Linked DNA regions of Homo sapiens: region 1 is linked to region 2. The links are chromatin contacts, found by Hi-C or POLR2A ChIA-PET in ENCODE. All regions are on one chromosome and are shown on one strand. The core of a region is the stretch at or near the end of the contact, and the rest is flanking DNA. Distances in the headings are between cores, read along the strand shown.

Region 1 (3,426 bases), core at 923-3,422, 120 kb before region 2:
ACACCCCATGATACATTTTTACTTCACTTTTAAATACCACGAAAGATGTGCACATAGATTGAGAACTTCTATCTATTTTCCTGGAATTTTTCCAGTAGGAATATATTGCCTTTTTTTTTTTTTTGAGACAGAGTCTCACTCTGTGGCCCAGGCTGGAATGCAGTGGCACACACAATCTCAGCTCACTGCAACCTCCGCCTCCCAGGTTCAAGTGATTCTCCTGCCCCAGCCTCCTGAGTAGCTGGGATTACAGGCACCTGCCACCACGCCTGGCTAATTTTTGTATTTTTAGTAGAGACAGGGTTTTGCCATGTTGGTCAGGCTGGTCTTGAACTCCTGACCTCGTGATCCACCCGTCTCGGCCTCCCAAAGTGCTGGGATTACAGGCATGAGCCACTGCACCCAGCCCAGTGGGAATATATTTCAAATTAGTAACAATAATTCTATTCATTGCCTAAAAGCATACATTTATAAAAACACAGATTTTTATTTTTTAAAATCTATATATTTGCATCTCACAGAAAAATAAAATTGTAGGAAAACATGTTCTGCAAAGGACATATTTCAAGATCTGTATTTTAATAACTCAATCTACTTGAGTACTTGGATTTTTTTCTTTTTAAATTTTTTTTCCAAAATTTTATTTTGAAAATGTTTAAAACTATAGAAAGCTTGTAGGAATAGGTAGCAATGAACACCTAGATGGCCTTCACCTTGATTCCCAAATTATGACACTTTTCCACATTTGCTTTATCTCTCTGCATATCTAAATATTTTGCTGAACCATTTGAGTCACTTGTAGACATAAAGATGGTTCACCCCTATATACTTCAGCATGTACCTCCTAAGAGCAATGATCCCACTATAGTTATTAATAATGATCACACTCAGGAAAGGTTTTTTTTTTTTTTTTTTTTTTGAGATGGAGTCTCGCACTCTCGTCCAGGCTGGAGAGCCGTGGCACAATCTCGGCTCACTGCAAGCTCCGCCTCCTGGGTTCACGCCATTCTCCTGCCTCAGCCTCCCAAGTAGCTGGGACTACAGGTGCCCACCACCACGCCCGGCTAATTTTTGTGTTTTTAGTAGAGACGGGGTTTCACCGTGTTAGCCAGGGTGGTCTGGATCTCCTGACCTCGTGATCCACCCGCCTCGGCCTCCCAAAGTGCTGGGATTACAGGCTTGAGCCATCGCGCCTGGCCACACTCAGGAAATTTTAAATTGACAAAATGCAATCACTATACAGTCCAAATGTTCCAATTGTATCACTGATGTCTGTTTCAGTGTGGAAGATTTGTTATATTTTATTTTAAATCCTGGATTTAATCAGGGATCACCAAGGCATGTCTACGGTCTCCTTTTACCTTTCAGGACATGTTTTTGTAGAGTCCAGGCCAGTTGCTTTGCCTAACACCCCTCAATATGGATTTGACTGACTGTTCCTTCACAACTAAGTTAAACATTTTTGGCAGAGGTACTCACAGGTTGGAATGCTTTCCTTCTTTGTATACATTAGGAAAACCACATAACAGGTTGGATTAATATTTTCTTTCAATCACTTAGTAACACTTAGTGATTGCCTCATATAAACTAAATTTAGTGTCACAGTTTGCAATTTACAAAATGCTTTGATATGGATTAATTTATGAAATTTGCGCTACAATCGCATGAGGTAGGTTTTTTATTTTGGTCATCTTTCCTCTTTTGAATAGAATTTTATCCAAGTTCATACAACCAGCAAGTCTAGCTCAGTGGCCAAAATTTAAGTATAGAATTACCGTAAAAATCACCCTAGAGTAAGAAACTCTATTTTCAGGTCAAATAAATCTAGATCCCTTTTTCTCTTTTGTAACCTGTACTCCCTGTTGTCCAAACTCTTTGCCTTACAGTTCTTATTTTGTTGTGTTAAACTACAAGGTAGTGAGGTATCATGATTTATCTAAACATTTTTTCAACCATAATTATTTCAAATTATAAGAGTTAAACCAGAAACAGTGGAAAAAATGGGTATTAACTTAAAAGTGGGCGATATGTTAAAATAAATGAGTATTAGCTGTATTGAGTAAGCTAACACTCAAAGTGATTGGCTTTTCTTCATGTTTTTGCCTTTGCTTTGGTGCAACTAATGATATACCAGCTCTTTCTTTCTCCCCAGAACAAGATCTTATGTCACTTCCTCCTACATTCCAAAGCAATGAAAACAGTATTTCCTGAAGGAGTCATCTGTATGTTTACAAAAACTTTCCAGCATATTAAATTAGGTAGTTTTTCTTATTTACTTTTTGCCGTGGGGGCCTCACAATCGCAGTGCTGTTTAGTTAAGAATCAAGTCAAGAAAAGTTTGGGAATCGGTGTATGTAACTTGAGTCACAACTTATAACATGAATCTCTAAATAGACATTCCAGCCAGAAAGAGAAACAAACAGGTTTCCCAACCTATAGGTCAAGGGTACTGAAGCTGGCAAAAGCCAGACAAGGTTTAGAGTGATACTGAAATCTAAAAAGCAATACAACCCAAGTCCAGGTCAGCGCAACTGCAGATGCTTATCTGGGTGGCATCAGACTCAGATGTACCATCTCAATCACTTTCAGTATAGAAAGATCTTCAAGAAAATAGGCTGCAATTGTCCACTGACAAAAACCACTTTACTAAGCCTCAAGCTAAGATAACAGATCAAGATCCATTTACTGCTTCATCCATGCACCATTTCTCTAACATTCAGTGATCTGAATATCTCACTTCAAAGCAAAAGAGCAATTAGAGCCATTTAAAATGTCTGAATAATGAGTGTGATATTATTGTTACTGTCCAGTGTTCAATTTCATAAAGAAGCAGGAACAGACTCCTGAAAAATACCCGGAGAAAAAAATGAACTATCTTTTCCACTTCCACAGAGCTCTTCGAGCATTACATGACTTTCTTTTGAATTGGCATATTATGCACCCCCTAAAAGAAAACTCTCTACTTTAATCCCAAGAAAAGCATTATTCTTATTCTTCATTTGAATTATTTTTTAGGCCAAATACAGTAAAGGAAGTTGCACTGATGATTGTGCTTAAATATATAAATTGGGGCAAGACAGGGAGCAGCAAGAAATGTTTCAACTGTGAAGTCTTTAATAGAACATGTATCATTCATTTTTCCCCACTAATCCTCAACAGACTCCTATTATCTTCAGATAATAAGAGAGGCTGCCTGCCATTAATTTAATCACTGTAATTTCCTAAGAAATAAAGACTGATGTCTATTGAAAATTATTCCAATTATGTCTTTGAACATGAGTTCAAAACTGGTAAAATTACCACTTTCAATAATATATTAACCTCCTAATTGTTATTAGTTATTCTCACAATCCTCTTAAAGCAAAGAATGACATTGGGGCCCAATTCTTTTATTCAACTTTGAGACACAATTATTTTTAAAACTTT
Region 2 (3,369 bases), core at 579-3,078:
ATCATGCAAGAAAAATATGCAAGGAGGAGTGGAGGGAACAAGTATTTTTCCATTTCCCAATTTCACACCCCATAACCCTGACACTTCATCTCTCCATGTATAAAATAAATAAAAGGCTCAACCCTGGCTCAGATGAACGGCAAGGAAGATGTTAACGTGTCTAAATCTAAACAACGGACAGCCCTGCCACCTGCTGACTGCTCCATGGATACTCACACGTTAACTAAGGGGATCCTGAATGGTAGGTACCCAGGCATCTTTCCCTTTTTCACTTTAGCATAATACAGGTGATATGGGTACTTAGGTGACAAACTTTACCAAGTCCCTAGAAAGGGTCAGGGGTCAATCAATCCCTTTGGAAGGTTAGGCTTCCAGAATTTTTTCTTCTTCCTTTTACTATCTAAAGCCTATTGTACTTTAACTTTTCAACTGCCCTTTGTTTCAACAACTGCAAAAACAATGTTATAATGTTCTGCCAATGATGACAATCAAATGCAATCTGGCAATAAAATGAGAATGTTTTAAAACATTTCACTCAAGACCAGCATAATAACCAGGGACTTTGATTACAGGGTGAATTAAACACAAATTTCTTTTCAAATAGTAACTGCCTTCTAACATAAGAAGGACTTGGAAGAAAAAAAAATCCATGTTTGTTCATCAGAAATCAAACAGACTCCAAAAATAAAAGCAACAAAATTTAGAATAAGATTGTTTAATGAAAGCTGGGCATGGTGGCACACGTCTGTAACACCAGCTATTCAGGAAGCTGAAGTGGGAGGATCACTTGAACCCAGGAGTTCAAGGCCAGCCTGGGCAACATAGTAAGACCCCATCTCAATTTTTAAAAATAAATTTTGAAAAAGATTGTTTAATGAATAATTTATTTCTATTCATTAAAAAATTAGACTATTGGCTGGGTATGGTGGCACATCCCCGTAATTCCAGCACTTTGGGAGGCTGAGGCAGGAAGACCACTTACAGCTAGGAGTTTGAGACCAGCCTGGACAACATATTGAGACTCTGTCTCTACCAAAAAAAAAAAAAAAATTAGCCAGCCGTGGTGGCGTGCACCTGTAGTCCCTGCTACTCAGGAGGCTGAGGCAGGAGGATCACTTGAGTCCAGGAGCTCAAGGCTGTAGTGAGGTATGATCACGCCACTGCACTCCAGCCTGTGTAACAGAGCAAGATCCTGTCTCTAAAAAGTAAATGAATAAAAATTAGACCATTAAAGTCTATAGCCTTTTTACAGCACTCAATGCTAATTAGGATATTTACAATCACTAACTAGGATTATATAATTTTGCCATTCTAGAAATAAGTAGGATCTTAAAGATCTTCAGCAGTCCTAATTTTACAGATGAGAAAACGGGACTCAGAAAGGCCAAGTACTCAGTCTACTTATTATAACACATTTAGAAACAGAGGTGAAACCAGGCCCTGGGGCTGTTCACTCCCCATTTGCTGTTCCTTGGTTTGCTTGGATGAAACGTACCTTTCCTGCCATGACCTCGAGGTCTGGCAAAAGGGTCCACAATCCCCATCCAGTTCCCATCAGCAGGCATGGACAAAGGCCGTGGCTTGCCTTCAGAGGGACGAGAAAGAAGGTGACAAGTTTGATGAGTTCTGGAACTTTAGTGAACCGTTCCCTTTATGTATAACTTAGACCTCACAATACCACACCCACTTAGACAGAAGCAATAACAAATTTTAAAATAAAAGTATTTTAAAGCACTGTATTTCCATAGCAGGAAATAGAGTGCTACTAAGATAGAGGCACATTAAACTTGAGCCTGTGAGTCTACAGAGCAAAGCAACTCCAAAGCTAAAACCCAGGCACTGAAAGTTAAAACTGTAACATGATCTCACCCAGTTGGGCTTTCATGCCAGGCAGAGTAATGACTCAACAAGGATCCGCTTGACAGAGATGAATAAAGGTCTCATACTTAGAATTTCATTGAGGTTTATGTTTTCCTCAGATTACTCTTGAAGTCTGCCAAATTCATCCAACAGTTCCAACTAAGGCAGGGGGCGGGGAGGAGAAGTCAAGGCCAACGGCAGAACAAAACAAACACTTGAAACTTACCATAAGATGGTGTTTTCTCTCTCATTTTTGTGGGCAGAATGTTGGTTTCCACCGAGTACCCAGGCAACTGATCCGAGTCTGCAATGGTGAATCTTCGTCTCCGGCTTTCCTGGTCCAAGAAGGAATTCGGGGACTCTGAACCCTTAGGACCAGGCAATGGTTGTTTGCACTTACTGGACCCTCCATAAACAAAACTGCCATTCTCATCCCTGGAAGATAATATGGACAATAATTAAGTTGTTTACAAAGATGTTCTCATACTGAAGAATTCCAGCAGTGCTGCTACCTCCAGCACACAGAAGATAATTTAAATTCTCCTTTTCCACTGGAGGAAAAGCATTCCTTTTGTCAACCCCAGTTGCCGCTCAAATACATACAGATCCTATTAAATAAGCAAAATACCATGACGTGATGAAATAAGAATAAATGCAGGCCGGACACAGCGGCTCCCGCCTGTAATCCCAGCACTTTGGGAGGCCAAGGCAGGTGGATCACCTGAGGTCAGGAGTTCAAGACCAGCCTGACAAACAAGGTGAAACCCCATCTCTACTAAAAATACAAAAATTAGCCAGGTGTGGTGGCAGGAGCTACTTGGGAGACTGAGGCAGGAGAAGTGCTTGAACCCAGGAGGCGGAGGTTACAGTGAGCTGAGATCATGCCACTGCACTCCAGCCTGGGCAATGGAGCGAGACTCCATCTCAAAAAAAAAAAAAAAAAAAAAGAAGAGTAAATGCAGGGTTTTTTTTAATATCCAAACAAATATAGCTTTGAAAAGACAGCTCTAGTTTTCCTGTGCTTCTGTGTGTAGCTGAATATCCTATTTACTACAGCAATCACACATTAAGGTATGCTCTAGCGAACCACGTTGCTCATGCCAAGAGTCGGATCTCTGCCAAAATCCAGCAAAAAAGACTTGATATATTATGAAGTTGTTAGATTTGAAAACCATGTCAAAAGATACAAAGGAACCTTTATAGTAACCAATGGAGAGTGATTCTTTTCTGAATCAAATACTACAAAAACCAGCAAAAGTTGGATCACTGATTCCATTCTAATTCTATCTACATGTCAGTTTAAACTGTAGGATTAATTTGAGTCCAAGTTACCAGCTGCTTAGTTTTTTTGCACTTGGTAAATTCCATTAGGCAAATCAGGACAAAAACTGCTAGACAAAATACAGAATCAACTGAGTCCCAAAGCAATCTACTAATCAGCCATGTCTGTGTGTGGTATTCCCAGGTGGGATGGCATCCACCTACCCCTCCCACCCACAAATATATCTC

Evidence for each region. A loop is a pair of places that touch in the nucleus more often than their neighbours do. ChIA-PET counts read pairs that join two places held with the same protein, here RNA polymerase II (POLR2A). Pooled maps may share reads with other maps.
Region 1: a loop to region 2 is called in a map of IMR-90, with 2.6 times the contacts of the local background. The contact joins two enhancer-like sites. A Hi-C loop is called at or near these places in 2 of 168 maps with a recorded cell type or tissue (IMR-90 and heart right ventricle), 3 of 37 single-sample maps with no recorded cell type and 10 of 50 pooled maps. POLR2A ChIA-PET finds 5 or more read pairs at or near these places in 2 of 52 experiments (HEK293 and PC-9).

Annotation. Positions count from the first base shown.
Region 1 is chr6:154,290,784-154,294,209 of GRCh38, forward strand. All of the region lies in intron 1 of IPCEF1 (interaction protein for cytohesin exchange factors 1), which reads right to left. Among named protein-coding and RNA genes, the nearest start is that of IPCEF1, 64 kb to the right of the region's middle. Within about 2 kb of position 2,173, at least 4 of the 41 ENCODE cell types and tissues checked have a DNase peak (open chromatin) inside an H3K27ac peak, as active enhancers do; they include PC-9, where a contact is called at or near this core.
Region 2 is chr6:154,408,848-154,412,216 of GRCh38, forward strand. CNKSR3 (CNKSR family member 3) reads right to left here. Exons shown (of 13, transcript NM_173515.4): 11 at 2,087-2,295; 12 at 1,496-1,585. Among named protein-coding and RNA genes, the nearest start is that of IPCEF1, 54 kb to the left of the region's middle. Within about 2 kb of position 1,829, at least 19 of the 41 ENCODE cell types and tissues checked have a DNase peak (open chromatin) inside an H3K27ac peak, as active enhancers do; they include PC-9, where a contact is called at or near this core.